Regions from separate parts of the Homo sapiens genome. Here all the other regions are linked to region 1. Evidence: chromatin loops called from intact Hi-C (ENCODE). Cell type or tissue: dorsolateral prefrontal cortex. All regions are shown on one strand.

The links. Hi-C counts contacts between places; a loop is a spot of excess contacts. Peaks named below come from ENCODE experiments on the same cell type or tissue, not always from the same donor. Only the 100,000 strongest peaks of a DNase experiment are listed, where the experiment ranks them.
Region 2: it touches region 1 in a loop (8-fold over the local background); 88 of 110 quality-filtered maps call a loop at or near these places.
Region 3: it touches region 1 in a loop (8-fold over the local background); 62 of 110 quality-filtered maps call a loop at or near these places.

The regions. Positions count from the first base shown.
Region 1 is chr3:69,687,759-69,695,758 of GRCh38, forward strand. No RefSeq gene overlaps it. Among named protein-coding and RNA genes, the nearest start is that of MITF, 48 kb to the right of the region's middle. In dorsolateral prefrontal cortex, a CTCF peak has its summit at 3,506; a DNase peak (open chromatin) is centred at 3,513; H3K4me3 peaks cover 559 bases; H3K27ac peaks cover 528 bases.
Region 2 is chr3:69,944,142-69,952,141 of GRCh38, forward strand. It overlaps MITF (melanocyte inducing transcription factor), which reads left to right. Exons shown (of 10, transcript NM_001354604.2): 6 at 4,910-5,027; 7 at 7,671-7,745. Among named protein-coding and RNA genes, the nearest start is that of SAMMSON, 52 kb to the right of the region's middle. In dorsolateral prefrontal cortex, CTCF peaks have their summits at 4,325 (motif pointing left) and 4,526; no DNase peak of the experiment used is centred here; H3K4me3 peaks cover 586 bases; H3K27ac peaks cover 5,304 bases.
Region 3 is chr3:69,852,202-69,860,201 of GRCh38, forward strand. The region is part of intron 1 of MITF (melanocyte inducing transcription factor); the gene reads left to right. Among named protein-coding and RNA genes, the nearest start is that of MITF, 120 kb to the left of the region's middle. In dorsolateral prefrontal cortex, a CTCF peak has its summit at 3,423 (motif pointing left); no DNase peak of the experiment used is centred here; H3K4me3 peaks cover 644 bases; H3K27ac peaks cover 611 bases.

The DNA.
Region 1 (8,000 bases):
ATGAAGACAGAGATAACCCCTGGGAATTCCCAGAAGATGGTTTAGCACATAGTGTGTGCTCATAATAAACGTTGCTTGTTCCTCATTACCAGAATAGGGAATAAACGGTTATAGGCACAGAGGACTTAAGTCCTTACTCAAACTCAAACAATATTTGGTAGCCAAGTCGCGACTAAGATTCAACGCTTTTGCCTTTGCCCTCAGTGTGGATGCTAACCTAGGCTATTCTGTCTCCCTGCAGCCCACCCTGTGCTCAGTGGCAGCTGTGGTGGACAGTCTCTGATGTTCAAGTGCCTGAATGGCTCTGCTCTCTGTTTTAGGGCTTTCTCTAAAACTGCAGAAGTCACTCCATTTCCAGCAGGACAAACATGGAAGTGTGGGGTGGGAGGGGGTTCATATACTCCAGAGGCAAACACAACCTATGCAAGTCAGAAGTCAATACAAAAGGCCCTTCTGAGGTTCCCTTATATGATTAAGCCCCAGTTGCCTAGAGCAGTAACTGGCTTATTCTATACGTGTTACTGGCTTTTATCCCTTTCCTTGTCTTATTCCTCTCCACTACCTCCTTCTGCTTCCTGGGTCTCAGATAAACCATCTGCACCCAAGTCCTTATCTTAAGCTCTGCTTTGGGGAAACCCAACTAAGACACCATTTGTTTACTCTGTCTTATGTAAGGACCCTACATGGTTTTGCTTTTTGCCTCTATTCTTAGGACTGTGAATACCTTACCCAAAGAAGAACGTGTAATAAGTTTATTGAGAAGGAACTATGTGCCAGACAATGTGCAAAGGAAAAAAAGTTAATACAAGTCTAATGTAACAAAAAAAGCTTCTCCTCCCCCTCCCCCTCCCCCTCTTCCTCCTCCTCCTTCTCATCCTTCTTCTTCCTCTTCTTCTTCTTCTTGACAGAGCTTTGCTCTGTCTCCCAGGCTACAGAACAGTGGTGTGATCTCAGCTCACTGCAACCTCTGCCTCCCAGGTCCAAGTGATTCTTGTACCTCAGACTCTGAGTAGCTAAAATTACAGGCTGCTCCACCACACCTGTCTAATTTTTGTACGTTTTAATACAGACAGGATTTCACCATGTTGTCCAGGCTGGTCTTGAACTCCTGGCCTCAAGTAATCCACCACCCTCAGACTCCCAAAGTGCTGGGATTACAGGTGTGAGCCACCATGCCTAGCCAACTTTTCTTCTAATCGTGCTGGTGTGAGTTATATCTGTGGAAGGACAAATAAATCTACCTCTTCCTTCTTCATACAGAGAGTAAAGGGAATAGCCAACCAGGTCTGAGATTCTAATCATATTAAATAACAGACGGGATGTCATAGGCTCTGTGGCTGCTTTGCCGTGCCAGAGGACAAAGGTCCTGGGTTAGATGGTTTCTTCTAGAACAGAGCCCCTTAATGAGCCTTTGGAGATAAAGAGGTAGGTGCAGTGTTAAGGTGGGAGCTGAAGAGCTAAAAACACAAATGTTTAGGAAGAGGTTATAGGTGACTATAGGAAAGAAAAAGTTAGCAAGGTCTGGGAATGCAGCAAGGGAAAGACCCCAGGGGTGACATGTCCAGTGACAAATTTCCACAGGGAAATACCGAATGAGCCTTTAAGTACAGGTAGTGTCTTACTCTCTTTGTGTTGCCATAAAGGAATACCTGAGACTGGGTAATTTATAAAGAAAAGAACTTTATTTGGCTCACAGTCCTGCAGGCTGCACAAGAAGCATGGTGCCAGTGTCTGCATCTGGTGAGGACCTCAGTCTGCTTCCACTTATGGCAGAAGGCAAAGGAGAGCTGGGTGTGCGGAGATCACATCACATGGCCAGAGAGGAAGCAAAGCAGAGATGGGAGAAGGTGACAGGCTCTTTTTAATAACCAGCAATCACGGGAACTAACAGAGTGAGAACTCACTCACACCTTCCCCCTCCTGAAGGAGGACATTAGCCTATGCATGAGATATCTGCCCCCATGACCCAAACACCTTCCACCAGGCTCCAACTCCACCACTGGGGATCAAATTCTCACATGAGGTTTGGAGGGGCAGATGTTCAAACCATAGCAGGGAGGTTGGCTTGATTGATGTATTGTGCTGGGAGATAATTACCCTCTGCTGCCCCTAACCAGTTTTGGGCATGGGCCACACAATTGTCTTGTGTTAACCAACTCTTGATAGGGATGGATAATGAAATTCTCCACATTTCCTTCAACATGGGGCAGAAAAAGATACAGAAGAAACAGGAAATCAGAGAAGCTACTGGAAGAAAAGCAACTCCCCCACTAAAAATACCGAGGGATCCCTGGGTTTCATGTATAGAGGGGAGGGTGAACTTGAGCCAGAATTTTCTATAAGGTAAAGAGACTCAAAAAACTGAATTTTAGGGTCTGGGGAACACCAAATGATTGTATTACAAATTTGTTATCCCATTTAATTCTCAGTGAGGATGAAGAGGCTCAGGGGAATTAAAATGACTGGTCTGAGGTTTCAAAGGTGGAATTTGAACTCAGCTCTGACTTCAGAGCCTCACATTACAGGCATGCTCCAATTGGCTATGTTAGACCAGAAAATGATTCAGTTCTCACTCAGATATACCCATTCCATTTCAGACCAGGCTTTTTAAATCCCTGGTTTAAAATGGTTTTCACATGGGCTAAAAATATAAGATAAAGGACTTGAAGATTCATCAAATTTGTTCTTCCCTCTTTTACCCTCTAATCATCAGAGAAGAAATTAGTTCTTCCTTCCACATTTTATTCATCTTCAAAATCTTGAGTGGGTCACATACATGCACACACACACACACACACAGACATACACAGAGAATCTACCTGGGAAAGTGAAAACTGACGTTGTGTATACGCCACTGCATTTCTTTGCTGATCAAGTACAGAAGGAAATGTTTGGTTGGGTGCTTGAGACTTCTGTACAGGAACCAGGGATCAGGTTGTTGAAATGATACCCATTCTAGTATTTGAATTGTGTCAGAAAAGAACAACATGGCCTGTGGTCTTCCATGCATACATTCAGCACAATAAAAAAATCTCTTTAAGGTTTCCAACGATTTCATATCATGGTATAGGAGAAAGCATTCATTCATTCATTCAAGAAATACTGAGTTCCTTCTATGCGTCAGGCACTGTTATAGTCACTTGAGATCAAAGCAGACTAAAAAAATCATTTCTGCTCCTGTGAAGTAACAAAGAAAGACAGAAAATAAACAATAAGAATAAATAAGTGATACAGTGTGTTAAAAGGCGATAAATGCAATGAAAAGGGGAAAAACTAGCGTGACATAAAGGGGAATGGGAATGGGTAGGTTGTGAATTGCTGTTATAAATAGGGTAGGCTGACTACGACTCATTGAAAACGTGACAGTTGTGGCTCGAATATGGATAATACATGAACAAAACAATTAGAAAGCCTGGGGAATGTTTCTGATTCTGGCTTTTGGCATCCACATTCTGAGCTGGAAGCTTTGCCTGTCTCATGACTGTGTCTGTGAAATTCCACAGGGAGGCAGCATGTCCTAGTGATGACTGCAGCCTTGAGGGATTTCCAAGGTGACGGCTTTTGCTTCCAATTACAGAGGAGGGTCTAAGGAATCTGTCTTTGGACTGTTTGTAAAGGCACTTTCCCTTTCCTGATTTCAAGATGTTAGCTAGACGTGGCTGCATGGCTCTTTGTAACCATGACAGCAACACTTGCTTTCACATATTGAGGATTTAATACTATATGCCATATGTTAAACGCAATATCTTCTGTAACCTTCTTTTTTTTTTTTTTTTTTTTTTGAGACGGAGTCTCGCTCTGTCGCCCAGGCTGGAGTGCAGTGGCGGGATCTCGGCTCACTGCAAGCTCCGCCTCCCGGGTTCACGCCATTCTCCTGCCTCAGCCTCCCAAGTAGCTGGGACTACAGGCGCCCGCCACTACGCCCGGCTAATTTTTTTTTTTTTTGTATTTTTATTAGAGACGGGGTTTCACCGTTTTAGCCGGGATGGTCTCGATCTCCTGACCTCGTGATCCGCCCGCCTCGGCCTCCCAAAGTGCTGGGATTACAGGCGTGAGCCACCGCGCCCGGCCTTCTGTAAACTTCTTATAATTTCTGGGCTTGATCTTGTTATAATGTCACCATTTCTCAGATGAGAATTCAGAGGCTCAGAAGCACATCGCGAGAGAATGTGGGAACCAGGATTAGCCATAAAGTCTTTGGAAAATCTTTGGATGCTAAGTTGATAGAAGAAAGGAATCTTTTTAGATGGGTTTGTGAAACCTAGTTGTTTCAGATTGGATTCGGTTCAGTGAATTTGAAAGCTAGAAGCTTGAAGATCAGCAACAACAGGGTGATAGTAATAACCAGTTTCATTGAGCAATACCAAGTGCTGTGCTAAATGCTTCACATACGCCATGTCATTCAATCCTCAATCACAGTGCTGAACTGCTTCAGATGAGGAAAAGAAGTCACTGACTGTGTGCTCACTGCATGGCAGGCATTGTATACATTGCTATATCAATGTCTCTCCCAAAATCACTTCATTTGTCAATGTAAGATGTCATCATTATAAATATTCAAACAATACAAAATTATGTTAAGGGAAATAAAACAAAGTCAAAAATCTCTTTCCCTAATGTTAACCCCCGCCAACGTGAGAGTCTATATGTATTCTTCCCAAATTAAAAAAGTAATTATCTGTATCTGAAGCTATATCAATGTAACAGTTGAACATTGTGAATTTTTTAAAAATAGTGTAGTATAATATGAAAATTACATCTCTTTCAATCTCACTACCTAGAAATAATTTCTTATAGCATATTTTTTCTGGCAATAGCTACTATAACTTTAAACAATATATTTATGCTTTTTGTTCTTGATTTCTCAATTTTGAAACACAACTACTCACTCCTTGCTGGCTTGTTATTACCCAACAACCTCCGATTTTTGTTAACTCTATTTTTAATGTTTTTTCTACTGATTAATTTTGGGGCATTGAAGAGTCTATATAAATCCCTATTTTTGATATATAAAACTTAGAACATGCCAGTTAGCTTTTTAAAAAAACAAATAGATGAAATTAATGCACTTACATTTATGCCACCTCCTGTTGTTCAGCTTTCTCCTGACCACTCACCAGTCAGTTTCCCCAACTGGGAGTTAAATCATCCCCAATGTTAATTATGTCATAATCTCATCCCTTTGGCAACCTCTTAGGAAGCCAGAACCCACACCATTTCCAGAGCAGTGGAAGGAGCCAGAAACAATGGGTGTGTGACTGGTTGGCCTCAGGTGGTAAAAGTGTCTTACAGCATAAGAAGTTGCTGCAATGTTAGGCGGGGGCTGTGGCCACACATCTACTGTGTGTTTCTGAGATTGGTGAGGCCCAAAGAATCTGAGGCTATACGTTAGTTGTGTTAGTTGTATCCAATACGGTCTGGTTGGTCCTTTTGGTGCATTAATTTCTTGTTTCATACATGCGGTGTTACCAAGCTCTTTATTAAAATGTGTTAATCTTCTATTCCATTCCTTGAATGATTCTCTAAATGTTTCCTAGAGATTCAATTTTTCTGTTTATTATTTTAGTCCTTCTCGGATTGGATTTCCTCAGAAATGTTACTGGTTTATTTTAATAATTGTAGAATATTTACGATGACAACAACAAACACTTTAGGAATGCTTTCCACATATCAGAAACCGTTATAAGCAATTTTTAACATCAACTATTTTCATCAACCCAGGATCTTGGTCATACTTTTATTTTCATTTTACAGGGAAGGAAATGGAGGCCCAGAGGTTATCATAGAGTTGCTAAGTGTATAATCCAGGATTCATACCCCAGCCCTCTGACCGTAAAGCCTGAGCCCTTACCTACCACAAAACACATGGTGTTGTATCTCACTTGTGTTTAGGTTTTACTTTGAAGTGTTACAATAGTAGTGCAAAAGTCAGTAGTGCTTGTGGGAATAAGTTTTAGCTGTCCCCCATATCCATTTTTCTATTCTCCCACAGTAAGATATCTTTTAGCTAGGCATACGGCTGTCCTAAATAAAGATTCTGCATCAAAGCTTCCCTTGCAAATAAATAGGGGCATGTGATAAGTCCTGACCAATGGGATGTAAACTGTTGTATGGTTGCTTCAAGGGTCCTTCCCTAAGAGATAACTAAACTGCACCTGACGTGCCTTCTTTGTTCTCCCTTTCCTCTCTTGTTGAGAGGAGGGTGGCTTTGGACTATGAAGATGGGGGCCCCTCCCTAAGGGTGGTGGAATGGGGAGCTGAGGGGAGTCTTATTTCCCTGGGCACTGCTGGAATGGATCTTCCCTCCCAGAACTGAACCACTCCTACGGACTTTTGCTTGAACAAGGAATAAACTTTCTCTTGTTCAAGCTCTTGTTATTTGTGTACACTTTGTTACTATTGTTGTTACTTGCAGCCTAATATAATGTCAACTAATGTGGTTTTAAAAGGCTTGTTAAAAAAAAAAAAAAACAGCAGTTGTCAGGCCCATATCCTGTTCCTCAGCCATACACAACAGATTTTGCTGTTTCTTCCCACATTTGCATTCACATTTCTAAATGATATGCTTTTGCTGCTCTTTCTTAAGATTGGCAATATTGATTTTTTAATGGTTGATGAGGACTTTACTCTCTTAAATCTGTCCTTCCCCTTCACCCACCTAATTAGTATAGTTCCATCACAGTTTATTTAGTTAAATTAATATTCTTTATTTACATTGATATGATTAAGTAAATATTATTCACTAATGAGACAAATAGTTAATTTTGCTTACATTTCTTCTTCTTTGTTATCATTTTTCTTTTCAGACGTGTGAATTTTCTAAGCAATTGTGAAATTTTCCTTTAATCCTCCTATTAGATGGGTATTTTTATTTCCATTTTATAGGTGAAGACTTTGAAGCTTTTTGTTGTTGTTCCCACTCTAATGATAGTAGTGAACATATACTGGGTATGTGCATTCCACAACAAGTTTGATGCTTACTGAATGCTCAATCGTGCTTACTACTGTCCCCACTTTACAGAGCAGGAAATTAAGGCAGTAGAGCTTACAAGACTTACCCAAGGCCACAGAGTCAGGATTCAGACTCAGGTCTCTCTGACTCTGGAGCTCACATGCATCTTAACCCTCTTACTTGGACGTGGGGTGAAGGAGAAGAGAGGGACACAGTCACTATATTTAAAATTGGGAAGAGTGTGAGCATGAGCATACAGAATAGCTCAGACTAATCTGATCAGAAAGGCAGCTGTTATTAACTATTGCATGCTAGATAAATATCAGCCCAATCTCAACTAAGAACTCCTGACTTGGTCTGAGATGAAAACACAAGTTTTTGGTTTTTTGTTTGGTTTTGTTTTTTTGCTGCTGGACTGTAGATGAACCTGAACATTTTGCTTTGAAGTAAAAAAGCAAATAGAAGGTGCCTAAGGGCTTCCACTTTCCAGATAGAAAATTGAGCCTCCAGGGAGTTTAGCAACTTGCCTCCATTCCCACAGCTAAAACTGCCGGACGAGGATCTTTCCCAGGATCCTCAGTTTCCAGAATCCGGGTGTTTCTCCCTACACCAAGACATCTTTCATGGCTGTGCTCTCAAATTTATCACCTCTACTATCTATGGGACTTGGTGGGGATATTTTCCAAGAAAAAAATCCATGCATATATAATTAAAAAATAGAGATAATTCCATTTCCAGTCAATCTGGGAGATGACTTGGGCTTCTCATATTGACACTTCCTTAAAAGATATTTTGATACTTTGAGGGAGACAATAATAGGATCTTTAAAATTGGAGCTGTTCCACAAAATCTGGAGACCTGTCACCAAGATAGAGATATTGGATGTAACGAGATTAATAATGAGACAGTAATGAAGTAATGGCCTAACTCCTGCCTGTTGAGTCAGCGCCTGCCTGTGTGTAAATAAATAATGAATTACAGGAGTCACATTACCTGAGATTTACAGAACATCTCTCAGCTGTTTGAAAAAGCTGTCTCTCCCTGAGGA
Region 2 (8,000 bases), 260 kb after region 1:
TTCATTCCATCTACATTAGCGTTGAGGCCTTGTTCCTTCATTATCTCGTTGTTCCGAAAGTATATTAAAGATTAATTTAGCATTTATGGATATGCCTAATAGGTGGCCAGCACCAGGCAAGGTGCTGTGGATGCGAAGGTGACTAAGGTGTGCTTCCTGTTCTCACGGGGGTTACCAGTCTAGAAGGGGGAGACTCTTTTAGCCCTTGAGGGGAGAAGGACAATTCAGGAGCAGAGAGGCCATCTCAAGGGAATTTCCAGATAAGAAAGATCCTCTGGGCAGAGTTGAATTAACTCCCAGACAGGAGAGGAGTCCCCTGCAGCCACCCTTAGAAGTCACTGACTTTATCCCGGCATCCACTTCTCTTCTTTATCCCCATACTGGAAAGGCTAAATGTGGCTCCATTAGAGTCTTTCAACAAATCTATTTCAGCATTTTGCCATTAGGGGAAAGACAATGTAACTTCAACATTAGGAGCACAGACTCTGAACCAGACATCTGAATACATACTCTTGACGGAGTGATTCAACCTCTCTGCTTGTGTTTCCTTGTCTGTAAAATGGGGATCATAATAGCATCTACTGCAATAGAATTAATGGGAGAATTATAAGAGGTAGCCCACAAAAAGCATTTAGAACAGTTGGGCCCTGATAAGCTCTCACTAAAAGTAAGTTACTAGCTCTTATTCTTGATGAACTTGGGTTTTAGTTGTCAAAATTAAGTAACAAAGCTACTGCAACCTATTAACATTTTAATTTTTTCCCACAGTAAAGTTTAATGTTCTTCGTGTTAGGCATTTTTTTCTTTTATTTGATTATTTGAAATGCTTTATTTCAAGTTAACTACTTAGGAAAAAATAAAGTGGAAGGAACACTTAGAGAGGAAACTGTCCTAAGGGAATTGAAGTCTAGAAATAACTATTCTGAGAGCACAAGGGCCCTCTTGTACTATCACAAACAAAGAATAAAAGTCCCAGTTTACTTGTGTTAACAGTGCTCAATTGATATTCAGAAAAGGGGACCATCCAGAGAGAAAAAATAATAACGTTTTACAATTATCATTTACTTGGAAAAATATTCATTTTGGTGGAGCACAACATTGAAGAACTCAATTCAGACCAGTATGGGGGCATAGACCCAGGCGCATCTTCCTTCAATTTGTTTGTCCGGATTAGACTGTGGCTTTCATCTGTCCATGGTGCAGTTTGTGCTCTGGAAGTGAAATCTTGTCATTTAGGTAAATGGCCTGGATAAAAATCCCACAAAGATGTGAAATATACATGTTAATAGAAGAAGTCTCTTCCTTTTTCTTAGCTCTAAAGGTGTTATTTTGACCTAATTATGATGTTAACTGTATTTATCGGGAAAGTTTTCTAATGCAGAAGAACCAACTACAGAATCCTTTCTTTAAAATGCATGGCTAGGAGACACATTTTAAATTATTTCCATCAACCTTCCTTTTAGTAGCTTCAGCAAATAAGAGCGGTTGATAGAAAGAACATACACCACCATTTAGGACACAGTTTCTCAAATGTGGAACTGTTGACATTTGGGATGGATAAGTCTTTGTGGTGGGAGACTGTCCTGTGCATTTTAGGATGCTTAACAGCATCCCTGGCCTTCACCCACTGGATGCCAGCAGCAAATCCCCTGCAGGTGCATCAACTGAAAATACCTCCAGATATTGATCCGGGGAAACAAAATCAGCTCTAGTGTGGAATGCCTGACTTGGAATAATGACTGGTCACCTCAGCCTTGCAGATTCCCTGATTTCTGTTCCTAGATTTGCATTGCAGTCTGGTAAAAAATTGTCTAATCGTTGACAATGTACTTAGTAATTAACATAGCAAGTGGTTTTGTTGATCAAGTGAAAATTAGCTCACCTGTCAAAACTGTAAAGTGGGAATCCAGTACTCCCTAGAAAATTAGAATACTGTATTGTTAATCATAGCAGTTACCACTTATTGATCACTGAAGTAGCAGGCACTGTTTCACCTACTTTATCTCTATTAAATCTTATAAGACCCCTGTGAGAAGAATGTTGTCACTTTTCAATTGGAGACACTAAGCCTCAGAGAACTTGCTTAATATCACATAGCAAGTTCGTAAAGAGGCAGGATTTTAATCCGGATCTCTGACTCCTAAGCACAGGCTATAAAGTTCTGCACCATTAATCGGTAAATTGGAGTATCCACATTCGGCTAGTAAGCGGCAGGGTTTTTATTTCCTCAGGTCTAATTGGAGATGAATTGAAAGTTTGCAGTTTCTAACTGGTTAATATCAGCATGTTGATACTCTCCCCACCCCCAGTTCTGCTGTTAACATGGGACGTGAGCCTCCGACCAAAAACCTCCATTAGGCAATGGCAAAAATCTTGGCTTTTCTTTCTGTAAAAAGCAGTAAGATGCCATACACAAAGTGCCATTTTAATTCTGTGCTTGGCCCAAAGTAGGCACCCAAAAAATGAGATGACCCCCAGCAAAATATTCTGCCATGCTTTCTGCTTCCCACTCCTAATCAGCAAGTATGGGAAAAGCAGCCGAAGCAGGAAATCTTTCAGAGAAGTAGATAGAGGGCTATAAGCTTTTTCAACTGGAAGTAATGATGTCTGATCTCAGTAGAGTGCCCAATGAGGCATCTTGCTATAGGGATTTTAATTCATTTCCCTTTTTGATGTGCACTGTCGTCAATCCATGCTAATCACAGCAGTACTTTCTGTAGTTTTTCATGCATCTCAATCCATTTCTCACTAGGTATCCCCCACGTTGCTCTTTGTCTCCCCCACCCTGTCCATCTCGCTGTCTATGGCAGAAAGCATTCTCTCTCTCAGTCATGTACATATCTCTTCTTTAGAATATAGTTAGAAAATATGTTCTTGTCCAGAAGAAGCTTAGAATTAGATATCTGTTCAACATAGGTCTATCAATGACTTGGAGATGTGTATCAGTTGCTATTATTTATCCCTAACAAATCATCATAATAACACAGTGAGTTTTGCATACAATTTGCCTATGAAAACCATATGTGTGATTTACCTTTCTAGAGCAAGTGGAATAATTTTTCTTTTAGCTTATTGCTTTGAATTTTCAAGTCACATTCTTGGTTTGTTAAAACCTCAACGTTTTCCCAAAATCCAAAATTCTCAAAAGATAGGGGAATAAAGCTTTGGAATCCAAGGAGTTACCAGACATCATGGCAGCTGTATAAGTTTAGTCTTTCTGGTACTTTACAGGGCTGTTTTGAAACATGTGAGTGCCTTTCACTTTGCGTTAAATTGGACAAGAATAAAACTAAACACACACAGAGCAAGGTTGACCCTGAGAAGGTAACCTATTTCAACTAAAACCACTTAGTGAAATGACAGCTAATAATCAAAGTCACTTTTTATCAATTCCTTAGTTAGAGGGCCTTGAAATACCATACAAGGGCATTTTAAATGACCACGATGTCTATTTTTGTGCCTGTGTATGGGGGTATGTGTATTAGGTTTTATGCATATACTATAAACGCTGCTTTCAAAAAGGAGCAAAAGAGGGAGTTGTATTCTGCTGGTCTGTCTGTCCTCCCTGCCTACCCCAATTCTGTTCGAGCCAGTGTCTGATTCACCCATCAAGAAGTATCTTATTCCATGTCCATTGCCTCCCACCCAAATCTCTTTAGCTAGGGGTTTAATTCATAGAGTATATGTTTAGAGGCTATCACAGAAATAGATGCAATGGTTATCAATGAGGGGAAGCACATTCGACTTGTATTTTGTGGTATATTTTCATCTGTATGTTAGTGGTCATTGGAGAGGATGCAAGGTACTCTGTTGAATACAGTTTTTACTAGATACTTCTCAGTCACTAAACACTTTAATCACACCTAAATGCTTTCTGAATGTACTTTTCTCAGATGTAGAATACAATTCCATGTGTAATCAAGAAATGGGAGGGCTAAACGACTTAAAGTCTTACCCAGTAATCATGGTTATAGAAATTGTTTGAATCAATCTAGTAATGGTACGTGTCTGCAGTGGAAGGAGTGAGGTCAGTCAACGATTTCTCCATAGTTACTATTTCAAACTGTATTTCAGGGCATGGGAAGGGAGATCAACTTGGGCCTTTTCTACAAAAACAGGCCTATAAACTGCTGCAACCAGCTAGTTACCAAGAAATGCACATACACAACCAAAGGAGGACTCGCTGCTTTAAAACAGCCCATTCAGAACTAGAGGAAAAACTCTGACGCTAGCTTGGGGAAGGCTAAATATTTCTTTTACTTTTTTTTTTTATTATTATTCTCTTGAAAGTGTAAATTTTTGCTCTCTTTTAAAGTCTGTGGGCTCCCTCTTGTGGCTTTGTGGAAAATTTCAATTTCAAGGAAACGCTTTTTCTCTCTAGCAATAAGGAAATCATTTCCAATTAAAAAAAAAAAAACTTTCATTGCTTTTCCTTGTAAAAGAAAAAGTGAGAAGAAGAGGTGGATACGAGAAGGAAGGAACAAAATTAACTTTAATGGAAAGTCCTATTTGGTGAAAAGGTCATTTTATATACAATCCTGTTTTACAATAATAGCCAACATTTCCTGAACACCCACTGTTTGCTACTAGTTGTACTAGATAATGCATTCACCACATTATTCATTGCCTCCATGCTCAAAATAAACTGACTGGCTAGTTAGAGTAGTCATTTTATGGGTGTGAGACTGTACTTTCCTGCCTCAAAGGGAACTGGTTGAGGAGATCCTGTACCTCTCTTTTAATACCTGTGAATGAAAAAGTAAACATCTCATATTTTCCTATTTTAAAAATGATTTTTTGTATCAAATAATTTTTCTTAAATAAATCCTAGAGTAGGATATAGGTTTTATCTGAAAAAACATGGGAATTGTTCAACAGTTAATTTCTGTTACTGTTTGTCTCTCTCTAGTTGCCTGTCTCGGGAAACTTGATTGATCTTTATGGAAACCAAGGTCTGCCCCCACCAGGCCTCACCATCAGCAACTCCTGTCCAGCCAACCTTCCCAACATAAAAAGGGAGCTCACAGGTAAACACCTAGTAAATGTGCCTCTTACTGCAGATTTCTGTCCATTTCCTGATAAGACAAAGTTATTGATATAGTGATGTGCAAACTATATCCAACTCATGGACGTAACTTTTATAGGTCTCTGCAGTGGTTAAAACATTATGCAATATTTTAAGACGGAGAATTTATACTTGAAAATTCTGTTTTTTTTCAAGGAGATCCTTGAAAATCTCCTGAGATACTGGGAATCGGGGCCACCATTACTGCATGTCACCAATCACTGTGTGTGTGGTGAAGGTCCCCTTTGTGTTGGGGATAGTAGGCAACTCTTTCAGCTGTAACTGTCTCCACCCTACCTGATATGTATGTTTCTAACAAGCCCCTAGAGGCATTTGCATTTGAGAACCCAGATCTGAATTTTCCTTTGACACACATTCAAGCCCACAATTGGGATAGCATAAGAATATATTTCTCACATCTTCAGATGCCTCCTGTTGTCTTTTGCTGTATTGTGTGCAAAAGATTTATTACACAGAGGGGAAAAAATTATAAAATGGAGCAATGGATATTATTTGTTCTTGAGGCAAGTGTGAAATTACTTATTTCTCTACTTTGCTTAATGCTTTAGGGAAGGCATTTATTTGGTCATTAAAACATGGCGGAAACTATATTAGAACTGGCATTCTACCATGGTGAATTTTATGGCCCTTACCACACCCCTCTTTTTATTATTTGATCCTTGCATCCTGCAGGATTGGATGAACAGACTGAGAATATGGAATATGGATTTGGTACAGAGAATTCCTGTTCCAGTCAAGGATGTCTTAAAAAAATTTTTTTTAGAAAATAAGCAGGAGAAAGATGTTTTTTAAAAACCATGGATTTGAGTGAAAAGAGTAATTAATAAGTAAAAACCATCCAAAACCAAAACACAAGTAGCTACCCTACCAAAAAGGAAAATTACTGCAAGACAACAACAACAACAAAAGCAAGAATCGTCGGGCAGGCACAGTAGCTCACGCCTGTAATCTCAGCACTTTGGGAAGCTGAGGCAGGCAGATTGCTTGAGCTCAGGAGTTCCAGGCTGCAATGAGCTGTGATCACACCACTGCACTCCAGCCTGGGCAAGAGGAATGAGTCCTGTCTCAAAACAAAGCAAAACAAAACAAAACAACAACAACAACAACAACTTAAGAATCATTGAAGTGGAGGGTATGTAAGTCATGCTTCTGTGTGAGGAAAAAAAAACTAGAAAATGATTTGAACTGACCATCACAACTGAAAGAATTCAACTTCTGAGTTATATATATATATATATATATATATATATGCACACACATACACACACACACATAGATATGCATATATATGCATATATACATGGATGTATGCATATAGATATGCATATATACATGGATGTATGCATATAGATATGCATATATACATATATAACACCCATATAATAAATATATATGGTGTGTATATATATATATATATATATGCTTCAGTGGCTATAAGTTATGCTAAAAAGATTTCTATTTTGAGATAAAATTCTAAATTATGGTAGTGTAATGCTTCAGCTATCACTTCTGAAAAGGAAATAACAGAGCTTTCTGGATCCCCAGATTGGTCAAGTAACATGTTTTGTTTTGTTTTTAATTCTGTTTTGTTTTGTTTTGTTCTCTGTAAGGCAAAAAGTAATCTCTTATCCCAGAGATGTCACAAGAGTTGCTATGCAAATAGAGCTTTCCAATTGCAGTTGCCACCAAATGCCTCTATTCCTATTTTGTTTTTATAGACTCAAGCTAGTAAATAGTGGTTCCTAAGTTATTAGATGATTTCATTACAGCAGGTTTTAACAGAATCTGGCACCAACTTCTGAAAAAATGAGTTCATTCTATGAAGTAGTGAACTAGTTAGAAGAGACAGAGATCCAATTTGGCAGCTTTTTTTTTTTTTTTTTTTTTTGAGACAGGGTCTCTCTGTGTCTCCTGAGCTGGTGTGCAGTGGTGTGATCACGGCTCACTACAACCTCGACCTCCTGGGCTCAAGTGATCCTCCCACCTCAGCCTCCCGTAGCTGGGACTGCAAGCATGCACCACCATGCTGGACTTATTTTTTTTTATTTTTTGTAAAGACCAAGGCTGATCTTGAACTCCTGGGCTCAAGTGATCTTTCCACTTCCACTTCCCAAAGTGCTGGAATTACAGGTGCAAGCAACCATGCTGGGCCACTACTCAGTTTTTATATCAGCACGTTACACAGGCATCAAAAAAGGATTGAAAGCTTCTATGGCCTGAAAAGAAAATATATCAGACCCCTGATAATAGAGTATCAACAGCAAATTGACATAGTTTTCTAATTATCGATTTCTTTCTTGCTAGTATCTGTATATGTTTACAGTGTGCTATATATAATTTTTACCAGGGTTTTTTTTTACCATTTTGTGGAAGCCCAGTTTTTACATATTGTATATATGATATATATATTGCTTTTGAAAACATGCAAGCTTTTTAAAAAGATATCATTTTTAAAAAAACGTATTTTTACTTAGAGTCAAGTCAAATAAGCTTCTGTATGTTTGGGAAATGAGATATTTTGTAGTTTACATTTTGTGCAACTTCAAACAGTTCCAACTTCTAATGACTTCATTCACGTGCACAGCGTGTATTTTTCCCACAGAGTCTGAAGCAAGAGCACTGGCCAAAGAGAGGCAGAAAAAGGACAATCACAACCTGAGTAAGTTGGTTTTATTTATGTTCATGACATTTGATATTAATGTTCCCCATATATCAAAAATGTTTCCAGAAATTCTGTAGAGGAGAGTTGATTCCTACAGCTGTTAAAATTCTCTCTTATGGAAGAAAATTGTATTTGACAGAAACCAAGGTATATATTTTCCCCATATTTTATCTCAGATCAAATTGAATTTTGTATATATACTTATTTTCAGTTTCTGAAGAGTTTTTATTTTTCTTGTTTCTAGTAGTGGTT
Region 3 (8,000 bases), 160 kb after region 1:
GAAATATAATATTCCCACAGAAAAGTATACACATCTTACATGCACTGCCTGAGGAATTTTCACCAGATAGCTAGCACCCAATCTCTAAGATAGAGCATCACTAGCACCCTTGTGCCTCCTCCTAGTCAACCCCTCTTCTAAGTATAATCACTATCCTGACTTCTAACACCATGGATTAATCATGTCTGGGTTTTATTTAACTTCATACAAATGAAATCATACAGCATGTACTCTCATATCTGGATTCTTTCGCTTAACATTATGTATGTGAGATTTATCCCTTGTTTGTATGTAGCAGTAGTTCATTCTCATAGGATATTCCATTGTATGATTACATCACCATTTATCCATTCCACTGTTGATGGGAATTTGGTTTGCCTAGAGTTCTGCACTATTATGAGCAGTGTTGCAATGAACATTATTGCTATATGCTTTTTGGTGAACACACATATAAATTTATCTGGTTTGGGTTAAGAAATGGAATTACTAGGTTATGAGGCATGCACATGTTCAGCTTTTGGTAGATACTGCAAACCATTTTCCAAAAGTCTTTCTGTGAATTTACACCTTCAGGAGCAGCATCTGAGTGTGCCATTTGCTCTGTTCTTCACCAACATTTGGTAATACATCTCCCTTTCATTTTACTGAAGAATACGTAGTGTTTTTTTGATAGGGATGGTGAGTGCATGAAGAGTAGTACTCCAGGCAAGAGAACACCCCAAGCAAGAGTGTACAGCTAGAGTTAGAGAATAAGTTGTTTATATTGGTTTGAATCATTACAATAGATAAGTCCAGAAGGATAAGTTGGTGCTTGATTGCTAGTCTAAATAAAACATTAAAAAAAAATTCATTCATTGTATAGTGATGAACCATTAATTTTGTGACCATAGTTGCCTGAAAACAGCAAAATCGTGCTTTAGGAAGTGTTATCTAGTAGTAGGTGTATAATATTTTGGGGGAAGTTGTCAGAACAACCTAGTAGTCCAGGCCAGAGTTTCACCATGTCAGAATATCTGTGAGAACAGAGATGGTGGTTGATAGATAAGATGTGATAAGCATCTGTTCGGTAGAGGGTTAAGGGGAAGGAAGAGTAAGAGATACCTCTGACCCTGGTGGTACCTTAGCCAATTATGCCAAAATTCACTATTATCCTTCTTAATGTCTTTAAAGAGTAGTTTATACTTGCCGTATCCATTTCTTTACTTCCCTATATGGCTTATTTTTTAACTTTTTCATTACTAACAATATTCAATATTATTATTATTAAATATATCATACATATAGAAAGCAATACCTGTCCGTTTAGTAAAGACCAATAAAATGAATAACCATGTGCCCACCATCCATCTTAAAAAATAGAACCCTCTGGAAGCCTCATCTTTGAGGCATTCTCCTCTTTACTCCCTACCTAGTTAACCATCATCCTTTTTGTTCTAATCACTCCTTTGCTTTTCATTACACTTTTAGAATCGTTGACTACATCACTAAACTATGCTTTGAACTTTAAATAAATGGGGTCATAAGGCAAGATTCTATGTGACTTCTTTTTTCATTCCACATCTGTCTTGATTTTATCCATGTAAAGGCATATCACTCATGTTTACTGATGTGTAGTGATGCATTGTGTTAATATTATTCCTCAGTTTATTGATCTCTTTCGTCTTTTTTTTTTTTTTTTTGACAAAGTCTCACTCTGTCGCCCAGGCTGGAGTGCAGTGGTGTGATCTCAGCTCACTGCAACCTTCGCCTCCCATGTTCAAGTGACTCTCCTGCCAGTAGCTGGGATTACAGGTGCACGCCACCACGCCTGGCTAATTTTTGTATTTTTAGTAGAGACAGAGTTTCACCGTATTGGTCAGGCTGGTCTCGAACTCCTGACCTCGTGATCCTCCCGCCTCAGCCTCCCAAAGTGCTGGGATTACAGGCGTGAGCCACCGAGCCCAGCTGATCACTTCCCTCTTAATCATTAATCCCTGGACCCACTGACCCTAATATTGTGGCATATGTGATAGACTGAAGTAAATCATGTATTGTGTCCCATAGACTTAAAACTTTTTGTTAATAATTTAATGTTTACAATGAGGTGGAACTACAGTTGTCCTTGGTATCCTTGGGGGATTGGTTTCAGGACTCCTTTGGATACCAAAATCCATGGGTGCTCAAGTGTCTGATTTAAAATGGTGTAGTATTTTCATATATCTTATGTACATCCTTACATATACTTTAAATCACCTGCAGATTAGTTCTAATACCTGGTACAACATAAATGCCATGTAAGTAGTTGTTATACTATATTGAGTTTTTATTTGTGTTATTTTTTATTGTTGCATTGTTTTTATTTGTTTGCTTTTTAATATTATTGATCCATGGTTGGCAGAATGTGTGGATGTGGAGCTTATGGATACAGAGGGGCTGACTGTATTTTGTCTTCTGTATGAAAGAGGTGCTTATTGTACAATAGAGTTTTCCAATCTGGGCAATATTGACCTTTGCAGCCAGATATTCTTTCTTGTGAAGGCCATACTGTGCATTGTAGGATGTTTAACAGCATCCCTGGCCTCTACTCACTAGATGCCAGTAGCACTTGTTTCTCTGTTTGCAAAAACCAAAAATGTCTCTAGACCTGTCAAATGTCCCATGGGGACAAAATTGTCCCTTGTTGAGGATTACTCCTCTAAAGTATTAAAATTCAGTGAAAAGGCAGTGAGTTACCATGACTGACTGGAGAGAATCACAGAAGTTACCTTCCTCTTAGTACTTCCCTGCTGCCCCATCCCAGCCCTAGGTTGGTGACTGTGAACAGTGGTATTTTTCTTTTGTCTTTTGGTAGTTGACTTTTACTGGTCCTGGAGACCAGCCCCCTCATGTTGTAAGCATGTTATCAGTTTTACCCCCCGCCCCCCAGGGACTACTTTTCTGCTCTCATGGTCTACATTCTGCCTACGTGTGACTCTCTTTGCCCTAAACCCCTCCTAATCCAGAGGCAGTCTTTATAAGTCCAAGGGAGATGATCATGCTCATTGCATTGCATTTAAAAATTGCTTCCATTTCCCATAAGCAAAAAAAAAAAAAAAAAAACACTTAAAGAAAAAAAAGTACATATCTTTTTGAAATTGTCAGTTTAAAAATCTATAATAATAAATACATGTTAATAAAGAAGTTAAATACCAATGAGTTACAAGATTTATATATTTGAAATACACATTTTATAGTATTATTGATACTTTGATATTAATTTAAGCTTAAGAGTTATAGAAAATGCTAAAATGATAGGGCCTTTTGACCTCTGAAATGAAAATTTAAAACATTTAAAGTATATTTAGTTAGCACACAGCTCTCCCGTAACTTTGTGTAATGATTTTTTTTTTCAAGTACAACACAAAACCTGCTCACGAATCCCAAAGCATTATAAAGCTGGCTCCATCTAGTGTATGAAGTACTATATAGCTAATACTGGGGGAAAAATTGTACTAGGAATCTCTTTTGGTACTTCATTATGAAATTAGATAACAACCAAAACAAAAATGGACTGTAAGCTAAATTTATGTTCCAGGAGATAACACAGGCCAGAGTGACCTTCACAGCATTAGAGGAGAGGTCTTTATATATCGAAGCATCAACCTGTAGCATGCCTGACATTTTGTTCTGACAGCCTTGATTTTTTTTGTTTTGTTTTGTTTTCCCCTGGGCTAGAGGTCTTATTTACAGGCACTATCAACAAACGCAGCATGTAACTTCCATGGTGATATTCTCAGTCCTACTTGGCCAGCTTCCCACTTTTTCTGTATGGAATCATATCTGAGAGTCATGCTCATTTCCCACAGTTAGTGAGAGATTGGGGCTGGGCTCACTTACTGTGATTTCAGAACCCTACATGGTTTTCTTTATCAGACTGAAATTCTTTGTAGCTATTAGCCTCTCACCACAATAGAGTGGGCCACTCTATCGGGGCTGTGTTTAATCTCGTTTCCACTGAAAGTTTCTAGCACATTCTTTATATCTCTCAATCAATGTTTCCTAAATTTTAGCTATTCTCATGCTAACTTCATTACTTTTGCTTGCAAAAACCACATGGAACTTTAAATATTACATGTTTTAAAGGAAATGTTATCATACATGGAAGCCACGAATGGAAATAGGTATTAAAATCAATATAATGAAATTGAAAGAAAATTGTTAGATTCTTGCTAGGTATATTGTCTGGACCGGCAGGTGTCTGAGGTCTGACCTGTATTGTGAACAAAGGGCAAGTGTTGAGAGATTGAAGACATATTAGCATCAAACAGAGACTTTCCTTAGATGGAAGAAATTTGAAAGGGCCCTTCTCACTGTGTGATTCCATGCTTAGTTAATGTGAAGTCTGTACATCTCTATTTGAGATCATCTTGTATCCCACACTTTGGGAACTTTTGCTCAAGATTTACCATGTTTCTCAAAGGAAGCCTATCATTCTCCCCCAAATTTCCAAAGACCTTGTTTCCCCTAGAAAGCCTTTTTGAAAAATTATTTCCTTTTTTGAGAACTTTCTTCTTCTATTAAGAAGTATAAATTGTGTTGATATGTTGGGTTACTTTTTTTTTCTTCCTTGTAATCTCATATTTTCTTAGTCTCTTTTCTAACTAGATTAAATTATTTGAGGACAAACATTGTTTCTTTCTAGTAAATGCCATTAATTGAATTCATGCTTGGTATAATATTCAGGGAAGTCTGCTTCATTCTCTGTTTTTTTGTGTGTGTTTTTTGTTCTGTTTTGTTTTTGTTTTTTTTAAGTCAGATCATCGTTAGAGGTGGCCAAGAGAAGCCATTATGGTCAATTAATTAATCATTTAACCTATTGGTGAATAGTTATTGAGTGCCTTCTCTGTGTCTGGAATTGTATGTGGTGAAAGAATGAAGTAGTGACCTAAACAGACATGGTTCATGCCTTTATGGAATTCAGAATCTAGTGTGGGGTACAGACAAGTAAAGAGGCAACTCCAGTGCAAGGTTCTAATTTTAGAATTAGTTTGCTTTTGTGTTCATTGGGTAGATTACAAAAACTTGGAACAGAGAACCATAGAGAGGAAAGTGTGGGCTCTGGAGTTTCAAACTCCAGACCTGTGGCACATTAACCTCTTGATTTTGCACAGGATACTCATATCTCAATCCCTGCCCCCCCCAGTTTCTTTCTTTAAATAAAAAAGATTTGTTTAATAATAAACATGGGGTATGATATGCAAATATGAGATACAGTTATCAGTGTGACAATATGATAAACAATTCTCCATGTCTCTTCTCTCCTCCTTCCTCTTTTTTCACATAAGGCAGAGACGTGATCTCATGGTTTTTTTTTTTCAAATTTTCATGTTTCTTTCCCAACACGCTAATAAATGAAAATGCAGTGATCTAGATCAAGTATAGGAACTAAACATGTTTGTTAATGGGAATATCATTGTAGATGGTGTTTAAAGGTTGCAAATGCATTCAATTTTCACATTGTCTGTTTAAATTAATAAATAATTTGAGCATTCAGCATTACCCCAGAACATTTTTCTCTTAATAATCATGATATATCAGTTATGCATCTTAAGCCTATTGAACAGTGCCTGGGACATAGGAGGTGCTCAATAAATATTTGTTTAGTGGATGAATGGATTTTAATAATTTTGACTCTTCCTTCTTTTATTCATGATTTTGTTAACATCTTTTAAAAATGAACCAATATTGTTTGATATTAGGAGCAAGATAAGCTTAAATTATGGTTTATATTATTCTCTATATCTGTATTACCAGCCTTACCTGTTATATCTGGCAGGTAATTAATATGTAGTAAATGTTAAGGGGAGAATTTAGTAGTTTTTTTAGGCATTATTTTTTTAAGAACACATGACAATATTTTAAGTAAGGATTTAATTTGTCTTTTATATTATTTCATGGTAATATTCATTGGAATTACAGACTATTAATTTAAAATATTGGTTATTTGAATATTTTACTATCAACATTAATATACACTTTGATTATAGGTAAGACTCCCTAGAGTGTCAATTAGATGCAGAAAGCTAATGTGCATTGAGTTTATTATGATTGATTAGAGTTTATTATGATTAATCAACAGACAGGAAGGATTTTTGTGCAAATATTATTTTTCTCATTTTAAATCCTGTTTGCTCAGCATAACTGTAACAGGATGTCATTAGTATGAGAGTAAGTTTTGAGATGCTTTAAAAGTTTGAGAAATTTGACTGTTAGCAAAAATTTAACATAAGGTGATTTATTTAGCATAAAGAGGTTTGATTTTTTATAGTTTTACTTATTTAAATACACGACTTCCTGTGTGACTCCTGGGTATGTTTACATAGAAAAAATATAAACAAAAATTATGATTGACACACTGAATCAGAGCAGAAGGTTTCCTGGACTAGAATTTGGTTTGTAGCTAAGACAACCACTGAAAAGACAGAGTTTGTTGTCTACTATCAGAAGTTACAGATACCATCAATATTTAGTCTTTAGTTATGCACTATGAATATATTATTCACAGATTTATCTATACCTTTCCTGAACTTACATGTATTTTGAATCTGGACTACCTCTTAAGATATCAAAATTCAAAACTACCTTAAGCATTGTCTCCAAATAATAACTTTTATTTGCCCTAGAATTTAAAGTTCTTTGAGGCTCTAAGGGCTGACTTTTCATTACCTAACAATGTTTTGAAATAGAGTCCTCGCTCCTTGTGTCACCTTGATTGAGTGCTATTTTTCTTGTACCATGTTAAGTACTTTTCATACTTTATCTCATTCAATCATAGTATTAATCTATGAAATAGGTAGTATTAATATTCCCATCTTATAGATGCAGATCTTGAGACTCATAAGTCGAATGCCTTACCCAGAGTAAAACTAGGATACGAAGGGTGGTGTGTGTGTCTGCATTGAATCACCACACTATCCTGTCTCCAGTTGGAAAAATGGTGCCATGTTTATATCCATAGGAGTGACACATTTATTAAATAGCAGACCTCTCAGAAGTTTGCTTCCCACAGGTTGAAACCACTGCCCTGGATCCTTACCACATCTTATACAAATTGGAGGTTTTGCACACCAGTGACTTCCATACCACCTTCCACAATGGCATCGTTGTCTGCAAGAAACAGTGTCTCTCTACCTTCTGCTCACTCTTTGGAATACAAACATTTAATTTATATGAATAGACTATAAAATCTAGATGGCAGAATATCCCTGTCTTCTTTATCTCAGTCCCTTCTTCTGGCTCCTCCTTGGACCAGAATGGATTTAGATGGTCCATGGAACTGCTGATGTCCTGGGATCTCCTAATGAGATGGAATCAAGGGAAGGGTGGGTTCATCTCAGCGGCTGTGAGCTTAGCCAAGGTGGTCCATGGAGGCCACTTCTACAGCTGAATTGCATGTTGCTTTAAAATATTATAATACCTTGACTCCTGCTTGGAAGAAGAAAGAAACTGATGTTGTAGATGAAGATGATGGTGATGCACTCTCCTGTTTCAATCCACAACACCCCTAAAAGATAGGCAGAGACATTCATATTCTTATTGTCCTTCAATATTTCATAACTTAAAAAAAGTTACTAACAGTAAAATATATGTCCACATTTTTCTTTTTAAATGAGTAAAGAGTTAACCCATAAATTGAGATAAAAACACCATGATTTTCAGGTGCTGATGTGGAGATTTTATTTATTGTAAAGTCATCTTGTGAATAACTTTGTCCCCCACACTGATGACGGCCTTATCTTTTCCTGTTTACTTACCTTGATAAGATAGTAAATTGCATTTTTACTAAATTTCTCATTTAAAAATATTATCAAAGCAGCATAATCTCATCAGTGTGTTCTCTCCAACTTTGTGTTGTCTCACCTACTCTGTTTATATTCTAGATTGTAGTTTTCTTATTGCAAATACTGGTTGCCATTTATAGATAACAAAGAAAAGCCTCTACATAACCTTTAATGCAGGAACAAGTATTTATTTTGAGATGA